Linked DNA regions of Homo sapiens: region 1 is linked to region 2. Evidence: chromatin contacts called from ENCODE Hi-C or POLR2A ChIA-PET data. All regions are on one chromosome and are shown on one strand. The core of a region is the stretch at or near the end of the contact, and the rest is flanking DNA. Distances in the headings are between cores, read along the strand shown. Region 1 holds the start of TTC8 (tetratricopeptide repeat domain 8). Region 2 overlaps ZC3H14 (zinc finger CCCH-type containing 14).

What was found. A loop is a pair of places that touch in the nucleus more often than their neighbours do. ChIA-PET counts read pairs that join two places held with the same protein, here RNA polymerase II (POLR2A). Pooled maps may share reads with other maps.
Region 1: a loop to region 2 is called in a map of chondrocyte, with 2.1 times the contacts of the local background. The contact joins the promoter of TTC8 here to the enhancer-like site in region 2. A Hi-C loop is called at or near these places in 1 of 168 maps with a recorded cell type or tissue (chondrocyte), 2 of 37 single-sample maps with no recorded cell type and 4 of 50 pooled maps. POLR2A ChIA-PET finds 5 or more read pairs at or near these places in 1 of 52 experiments (PC-9).

What each region holds. Positions count from the first base shown.
Region 1 is chr14:88,821,294-88,826,132 of GRCh38, reverse strand. TTC8 (tetratricopeptide repeat domain 8) reads right to left here and starts at 1,482. Exons shown (of 15, transcript NM_144596.4): 1 at 1,312-1,482. The coding sequence starts at 1,425. RefSeq lists an enhancer at 1,471-1,830.
Region 2 is chr14:88,611,399-88,616,374 of GRCh38, reverse strand. ZC3H14 (zinc finger CCCH-type containing 14) reads right to left here. Exons shown (of 17, transcript NM_024824.5): 17 at 1-4,630. The coding sequence ends at 4,624. EML5 (EMAP like 5) reads left to right here. Exons shown (of 44, transcript NM_183387.3): 43 at 133-233; 44 at 521-3,944. The coding sequence ends at 557. Among named protein-coding and RNA genes, the nearest start is that of ZC3H14, 51 kb to the right of the region's middle. Within about 2 kb of position 2,739, at least 6 of the 41 ENCODE cell types and tissues checked have a DNase peak (open chromatin) inside an H3K27ac peak, as active enhancers do.

The sequences.
Region 1 (4,839 bases), core at 233-2,732, 210 kb before region 2:
AACTGTAGTCCCAGCTACTCGGTAGTCTGAGGCAGGAGAATCGCTTGAACCTGGGAGGCGGAGGTTGCAGACAGCCGAGATCGCGCCGTGCCACTGCACTCCAGCCTGGGCGACAGAGCGAGACTCCGTCTCAAAAAAAAATAAAAAAAAATAAAAAAAATTTAAAAAAACCTTGGAAAAATGCTTGTCTACAGAAATATAGTCCTATTAATTAATGTGAACTAACAACAGAACCTAGCTTTGTATTACCACTAACGTAGGCTGTTCTAAGAGAGATGTACTATCTGAAAGACAAAATGTTCATCTCAGCAGGTTATCATCCATCATCCATTTGCTGGGAGCTAAGGCAGAGCCTAGTAACAGCATTCACACTCAGGCCTCCGCTTTTGTAACTCCCTTCAATTTTCCATTTTTTCTAACATCTCCAAGGCAACACCACTAGAGGAAAAGCTAGGGAACTAGAACTACGTAGGTATATTCCGCACTTACTAAAAGCACTGACAAACTGCCGCAGCGCTACTTCTGTTCTCCCATTTTCTCCTTTTTTGCCTATTCCAGGAGCCACCTGCCCACCAGAATTGTACCGCTCACGTACATTGTATACTACCTTTTCCACTCGCTATACACATTACTCTAGTTTAAGTTCTCTTTTCATCAATGCCATCATTCCTTCTTGTAAGGAGCCTTTCTTTCCCATTTCTCCCTCCTACAATTAGAGCTTCCCTTGCCTAGGTAATTTTTTAAATAATGAATGTATCTTTCTCCCTCCTAGATTCTCATTCTTCTAATTTGCATATTTGCCTCAAGCTAAACTCATGGCCTCCTTCACTCTTGGACAACAGTCTAAAGATGAGGTGGGAGGATCACATGTTCGATCCAAAAGGAAGAAGGCAGCTATGTTAACAGGAGGTGGAGAGTCACAGATCTTTGTTTATGCATATTTTTTAGAAATTAACAACGCACACGCTGAGAGCTTAAAGCCCATCAATATGCAAGTATAAACGAATTATCAAAGTTCCTCGTCAAGTAAAGTTCAGGGCTCTCATTCTGGGACACGTATAGGGGAGGGGAGGCTGAAAATTGTGAGGAGGGGGCGGTCATGGCACAGAACTTGCTATCCCCGTGGACGTGGCGGACAGCGGACCCGCTAGTCACAGCTCCACAAGGTCTCGCTCCGGGCGCCTCCGAGGGCCGAACGGTCAGCCCCGCCTCGGGCCTTCCTCCCCGGCCTCCCAACCCGGGGCTGGGATATGCCCCAGACCCCGCAGCCTCAGCGTCAGGATGCACAGGCTGACGGGAGCTGGCCGGTACCTGGTCATAAGGGGACTTCTCCAGCATCTGCGTGCATAGATCGGCGCAGAGCTGGAACTTCCTGCGCCTAAAATAGCTCCAGGCCAGGAGCAGCGGCTCCATCTCCGAGCTCATGGCTGCCGGTGCGGCCAGCGAAGGCCCAGCGCTCCAGGAGAGAGGTGGGCGTGGAGTGAAGAGCTGGCGGCGTCCGACTCTGCCCGGCAACCCGCGACGGCTGGGGCCTTGTCCGAGAGGTGCCCGCAGCGCGCCTGAGAACAGGAAAAAGAAAAACAACCGCAAGCAGAACTCGGCTACAGGGCTTGCCTAAACTTGGTTGGAAAAAGATGTCTACTTTTAAAGGCTACAGGTTTCATTGATTTTGAAAAGAAGGCACCGCGGCTAAACAAAAAGGTAGTGAGTTAGACACCTGCCCCTGGGGTCCCCCACCCTCCCAGGAGGCGCAGCTGCCTAGCAACCGAATGCTCTGCCTGCCCTGCAGGTCCGGAAGAGTCCCTGGAGTTGATCTCTGTCTGGTGTCTGTCCTACTTCTTCCATTCGCTCGTTTCCATCCCTTTCGCTTTACCTTCCGATTCTAGAAATACAAACAAGTAAACAGCTTCCACAGTACCATCCACCCATCAAGACCTAAAGTCCTAAATCCTGAAATTGTCCGCTGTTTCTCGAGGTCCTTCCCACCGAATCTCAACATCTGAACTGCAAGTGGTTTGCTTTTACTCATTTTACAGATGAGAAACTGAGATAGACTCAGAGAAGAGAAATTATTAAAATTGCATTGAGTTAGGGAGCTGGAACTGCAATCTGGTTGACTACAAGTTGCTAATACATTTGTTAATTCGACTCACATGGTGATTCCGGATTGTAAATTGGTGACAGTTTTACCAAACTAGATAATGTGTGCAAAATAATAATAATAATAATAATAATAATAATTTTTAAAAGCTTTGTGAAACATCGTCTCCTGGCACTTGCTGTTTGGCAAGGGTTTACTTGTGCAGAGTGATTTCTTCAAACACAATTCTGACTTTTCTCTAGAAATTTGCACAGATGACAAATATGCTTAAAATTGCAATGGTTATGAAAAGAGAGGTGTGACCGGCTAAATCCAGGTAGGCTTTTCTCAAACCACTGGGGTCTGAGAAAACATTAGACATTCTATTTAATCCACATATTTATATTTTTCATAGGTATTAAAATGAAACTTATGCTTCTAAACTAAGAAATTTATTGTTACCTTTTATTCTCTACTAAGCAGTCTTTCTTGAATTGTTGTATTTTGGAAGTCAGTAATTATCAGGATTGTCATTGTTACAGTTAAGTGTATTGTCATTAGTCTATTTGTGTTCTCCTGGAACTGCCGGTAGAAATGTAATCTCCCTAAAGGTCCTAATGAAGCAGCCCATGGTTTCTGAGTGTCAAATTTTTAAGAACGCACATGCCGACAATTGACAATTGGGCTCAATATTTCACAGCGTCTTTTTGTTTTCTGGTACACTGTAAGCAGATTACTATGTAAGTGATTTTCAACCCTACTAGAGAAAGTGAAGCACAGAGAAACCCTTTAAAAGGGTCAGTTTCACAAATGATGCTAGATCTCAGTTCATAGATCCTTATCTTTTACTCTCTAGCATATAGTCAGATGTTCTAAATAAACTTTTTTAAAGAATAGTTTTCGATTTACAGAAAAGTCACAAAAATAGTAGACAGTTCCCATATACCCAGTTTCTCTATTGTGTGAGATGTTGACATTTGTTTTAGTGTAAGATGATACATTTGTTACAACTAAGGAATCAACAATGGTACATTACTATTAAATAAACTCCACAGTTTATTTGGATTTCAGTAGTTTTCCCTTAATGTTATTTCTCTATTCCAGGATCTCACTTAGGGTACCACATAACATTCGGTTATCATGTCTCCTTCACCTCCTCTGACACTGTGGCAGTTTTTTAGACATTCCTTGTTTATGATGACCTTGACAGTGTTGAAAAGTGCTGGTCAAGTATTTTGTAGAATATCTGAGAAGTTCTTAAAAATAGAGATGTCCCAATTCCAGCCCTAGAAATATTGACTTAAATTGTTTGAGGTAGGACTGGGGCATCGGTTTTGTTTTTTTAAGTGTCTCAGGTGATTCTGATGGGTAGCCAGGATTAATCACCCACTACATTGAGTTCTAGTCATGTATCTATTGAGATTATTGCCAACTTCCTACAGAGAAACACTATTTACATAAGTGGGGAAATAAACATGCCAATAAACATATAAATAAATGTGGAACAAATGAGGCATTAAAATATTTTAGTAGCATATAATGTGTGTTAACTTCTTTCAGAAGGCTGTTTTTTTCCTCTCACAAAAGTCAAATGAATGAGGAAAATTGTAGGATATTTAGTAAATTACAGGATGTTAAACATGTCCAAATGTAGCATAAAATGTGTCTTTAAAAGGATATAAAAATATGTTATTTTTAATATCATGTAAATATGTTTATGGTTCATTGATTTTATGAATTTATAGACAGACTTACATTTTTTAATAATATCTAACTGATAAAGCAGAAACCATTTTTTTAAAGATATGCTAGTAATAGGAAGAATAGACAATGTAACAATTCCTGGTGAAGGGAATAGATAAGAGTTACTAGGACCATTTTCCTCCTAGAGAAAGTGAAGCACAGAGAAACAAGCCCTTTAAAAGGGTTAGTTTCACAATCGATGCTAGATCTCAGTTCATAGATCCTTATCTTTTACTCTGTAGCAACTAGATATTTCTTTAGGTTAATCAGTCTTAAATCAAATACCTAAGGTAATTTAACTTTAAATGCCAAAGTTTAAATTTTCTTAAATGTTAAATTGGAATTATTCTGCACATTTAACCCAAAAGAAAAACAAAAGGCATAAAATGAGATATTTTCTTGGTCAACAAGTATTTGCCCGGGCTCTGTGCTTGGTGGTAAGAATGCAGAGATCAACAAGACAGATCTCCTGGCCGGAGAGTACTTATACACAAAGAGTAATTAGCACGAAGAGCACTGGACTTAAGGTTAGATTTAGCAGCCGTGTTTTCTCAGGCAAATTAGGAATCAGTTTAGGATGATGATTAAGAAGTGGGGTCTGAGGCCGGGCATGGTGGCTCAGGCCTATAATCTCAGCACTTTGGGAGGCCAAAGGCAAGGAGGACCACTTGAGCCTTGAGCCCAGGAAGTCAAGGCTGCAGTGAGCCATGAGCATGCCATTGCACTCCAGCCTGGCAGCAGAGCAAGACCCTGTCACTAAAAAAAAAAAAAAAAAAAAATTGGGCTCTGGGGCCAGATGTTTTGTATTTGAAACCTGACTTTTTCATGCCCTTGGCAAAGTTGTGGGGACTTTGTGGAAGGGACTTACTGGCCTGTGCCTCAGATTTTTTATCCATAATGTAACATGCATTTGCTGTATTATTTAAGAATTTTCAATTCTGCCCTAAAGAATAGGAAAAACAAATGGGATAGATGAAACTTATCTGTAAGTATATGTTACATCAGTTCATATGTTA
Region 2 (4,976 bases), core at 1,490-3,989:
TCTAATCACTGGCTGCGGTGCTAACTCCCTACTCTCTCCACAGCTCTTGTCATAGAGATTATAGTTCCTAATAAGAGCCTTTGACTTCTGTGTGCACCAAATGCCCTGAGCTTGTCTGTCATTGTTTTTTAGGCAAAACACAAAAGGTTCTTGGGTCATTCGCCCCATGTGACAAATATTCGATTTACCAGTGGTGATCGACATGTTGTTAGTGCTGGAGGTGATGACTGCAGGTTAGTAACTTTCTCAGCCCATGAAGAGCAGACTATGTTACTAGTTAAGAGACTTAATACAACAACTCCTACAGCTTTGGTTTATGAAATCAGCTAGTCAACATTAGTAGAAGGTAGTATAACCAGATGGCTCTTCAGAATCTCATATTTATGCAAATACAGAATAAAAGGAGTTAAAGAGGAAAAATATTACACATGTAACCTGAAAGCACAACTGAAAAATATTAAACTGTTATGAAAATCTAAAAACATAATTAACTCCCTGCAATTTTCTTCTCTGATTGCAGCTTATTTGTCTGGAAATGTGTACATACACCTCACTGAGAGATGCTGAGATGACTACAGAAATTAACTTTGAGACCAGAATTACAGAGAAGAAAAACCAAAACCCAACCCTGCATGGTCAAGTGGTGCTAACCCAAGACTGTAACAGGGAGAAATGCCCAGAATCATCAAAATAGTGAAAGACTGATCTGTTCAAAATATTTGCTATATGCACTGGGTATAATCCGTAATCCATACACTGCCAGATAATGCCATTTCAAGGAAGGATCGAATACTTGATGGTAAAGGCCAAGTCCCCCTGTATTGGGAAGTGTGTGATTTCGGCAGACCTGCTGGGAAAATTTAGGGTAGAGCACTCTTTACAGAAGAACTCAAAAACCCAATTTGGATAATTTTCATTATCTTTTTAGCAAAATGGTTTCTTAATGTTTATATTTTATTTTCAAGGTTCATTGTTTAATGAAATATTTTATTCTTGCATTTCCATAAGGAAAGGGAAAGTCATGATCATCCTAAAGGATCACAGTTTTTAAAAGGCAAACATTTTCCCTAAGGAAACAGACACAAGCTTTCCTAGAGAATATGATGTTTTTTAGGCATTAATAAGGTCCTTTTTTATAAAGGACACTTTTCTCCTAGTAGTTTTGAATTCAGGAACAGATCCAAAGTTAGCAGTATATGGCTGCTACATTTCCATTTTCATTTTCGAGCCATCAGTTTATGTTCAGATGCCATCTCTGTAATCGCACATTTAAAACATAACTGTAGCCTCACTAATGGAAAAGTAGTATGATGAACAATCATTCCCAATGGTGTACAATGTAAGGGTTTTAGGGAGCAACAGTATTTAACTGGAAGAAAGAATTGCATATTTAATGTAGTCTAATATATACACATTTGTTTAACATGTAAACAAAAGTGTTAAATTCACATATACAACATTATACAATTTAATCACTCTTGGAATAAAATTTTTATAGCCTTTTTTCTATTGGGAAAATTTGTTTAGATGTGTGCCACTCCATAGGTTTATTTCCAAAATGAATGAGCCCAACTCCATTTGTAAAAACTTGTCAGTTAGAATTCCTTTTTTTAGTGGATTAGGGCTGAATTCTTAGATCCTTATTTCTTTTCACTTTAAATGCTGCCAAAGATCACTACTCATCATTCAGGAATTCGCTGTCTAGCCTATCTGTAGTTTCCTGAAGATTGAAAATTATGTAGACTGCTATTTAAAAATATATTTTTCTAAGTGTGAGGTTTAAGATGCTGTATTGACCCTATGAGTTTTTAATGTGTTAATTATCTTTATAGCATAATAGATCGCTTTAGGTTCCTGGAATCCCATTTGGTCTGACAGGATATATGAAGATTCTTAATACCTATTTTCTGTGTCTAATACTTGGTTAATACTAAAAATAGAAATGACTAAATTACATCACAGAAAGCATAACCAGTGATTGAACCTGGTAGTTTTAAAGCTCTAAATAGCTGTGGCTGAAGGACTGATTATGGGGCTAAGAAGCTTGAAACGTAAGTTGGTACTTGTTCATCAGTGGATTCTCCTAAATTAAGCCAAATTTTGAAATACATGACTATTAAGTTTCTACTCATGTATTTACAGTCAGTCAATAAATTAAAGGAGGAAAAAAATCCCTGAACAACCTGCCCATAAAAAGAAAAATACTCTACATTTGAGCCTGCTGCAGTTTTAAATTTTCCCTCTGGGTCAAGTTTGCCAGCTTTTGGCTACAGAGAAATTATATTTCCATTACAGTGCAGGTAGAAACTCTGTAACCTTAAGCATGTAAACTACATAGAATAAAACTGTTTCCACTGCATTTCTGTCCTTCAAAGTGGCCAACCTGATTAAGTCAGCCTTAATCACTGCTGCTGTCAGTTTCACGACTAAAGGTCATATTGACTAAGTAGTCATCAGCTGACCACCTCGCTGTATCAGCCAGCAACGAGGGGAAGGTGAAGAAACATGATAGGCCATATAGAATCTGCCCTATGTTTACTTTTTTAACCCAGATAATTATTTTTGTGTGCAGTATCTAAGCTCCTGATTGTGTAACCTGGGACTTCTGGCACCTTTTGTTCCATTCATTTTATGTATAAAATGCATGCCAAAGCACACTGTGCCCTCTGGTACCCTTGCTTCCAATCGCCAACCATGCTCATTTCCTTCCTTTTTTTGTGGTCCCTTTTTGTGGTGATCATTTTAAACCACGTCATCCAACAAATGTTTTATGGTCAACCTTAGCTTGTTCATAAGCCATAGCAACTGAAAGATTAAACTCTTAAATATGTGTCTGGGCAGTGGCTATTAAATAGCAAAAAACAATCAGATTTTAGTATTTTATTATTTCCTTGTAAAATGGCTGAACTAAATTAAACCCTTGTTTCCCATTTGTTCTATAATTTATAGTGAAACTGAGAACAAAACTATCTTTATAAATGATAGCTAAAAGTATTTCCAGATATTTAAACAATTTAAAATAAATTTCTTCTGCAGAGATGCAAAGCATCTCAACACTGGAATGAACAAATGCCTTAAATTCAATGGAGTAAACCTTTAGAATGAAGAGGAACTGTCATTTCACCCAAGCCGAAGACAACAGCCTTATGCACTTGTGTGCTCTGTCTTTGCTGCTTCTCGTGTTTCAAGCCTTTCCTGTGGGATCAGCACAGCAAAGTGCAACTTACCAAATGGTTTAATGACTGGTTAATTCTTTCTTCTCCCAATGGAAAAGCAATGGCAACACAACAGTAGACTGCTGGCTTGACAATCTTAAACGTGAGCCTTTGCACATGTAGGTTTATCATCATTTGAGTATACGACTAAGCAAGTCAATGAACTTTTTTTTTTTTTTTAGCAGTTTAATTTGGTCCTGAGAATGTTGCAGTCTTTATTACCCCTTTTGCATTAATCCACTTTTCTAACCACCTTTTAAGCTTTAATTTTTAACACTATACACCAAGTCTTTGAAATCAGTGATCTGTTATTTAACTCTAAAGCATTTGACACTTCTTGCCTTAACAGTTTTAAAAACCACACACAAAAAAACTCTGTAAGTAATACAGTAGGCCAAAAGTTTCATCCTATCTATCTTGCAGTTTACCTATCTGATCTGATCTCTGTAATTATAGTTCTGTCATTTAAAATATACTATTTAAATCTAATTTTTACATTTCAAAAATTATCTTCAGTAGTAACTAAGTATATTTTCTGTGGATTCTGAGAATGTTATTTTTCAGAATGTGAGAATATATATGTACATTTATAATCTTGTGACTTTAAAGTCTGTTTTCAGATACAGTATGTAAATACTTGTAAAAAAATTTGTATAATTTTGTGATAATGTAGTTTCCCAAAAAAATTATTTAGAAGGCATTATGTTATTAGTAAATGAGAGCACTGTATAGAACTGTTCCTATTTTCTGCACTTGCCATTCCAGCTGCCTCCACTGTCCATACCCACCTCATTCATCCTGTCACAGAAGGCAGGAAAACTGGGAACTTTACCAAAGTAGCACTCAGCCTGAGAGGCCTGTATAATCATGCTTTTCAAACTAAATTCACTTAAAAATTAAAAAGCAGAATTGAATATTTTAAGCAGCCTCAGTACCTTTGGCCAATGCTGTTTTCATGGTGGATTATGAACATTATATAATCTTTGGGAAAAGTGAAAGTAGTACAATTTTTAGAATAATGACAACTGCCTCACTGCATCTCTCCACTCACACAGCAACCGTGTAGCCCCCTAAGCTGCAGTACCATGACTAACCATGATGTCAATTTCATATGCTGATCCTCACAACAGCAGTGCACAAACATGCCCCAAATATTTTAACAGAATTTAGCTCTTCCTTAAGCTGTCTTTTCATAGTAAAAACAAAACAAAAACACCCAATGTTAAAACCACATAATAAACTTACAAACTTGAAAAATTAGACACTTCAGATAGATAGGCAATAAAACTTCATATTATGAAAGCAATATATTCCAAGTTTCAAAGATTTGACAAGTTCTGTAGAGTATCTTTCATCAGTACATGAAAACTTCCAAACTGCATGATCTTCTGCCAGGCAGGACTGGGTGCTATTCGCTGAATGAACAGAACCAAAAATTGTTTTAATTATCTGCTTTGTATCCATATATACCATATATCTCAGTTTAAAAAGTTGACTAGTTTTAAGCAATAAATATTTGGTCATAAGATTACAATATAAATGGCAGATTTTTAAAAATAATTCAATTATGTCAGGTAGATAAAAGATAATACCATATGTAATTAAATTTTCTGGCCACACTAAAATATTTTGAAACTTCCTTTCAGTATCTCCCAGTTGCTAATGTCGAAGAAAATGGATGTGAAATTCAAGTACAGTACACATATATATACTCCTGCTGGCCTTAGTATATGTTTGCGTAGTATATAATGAGAAGTTAAA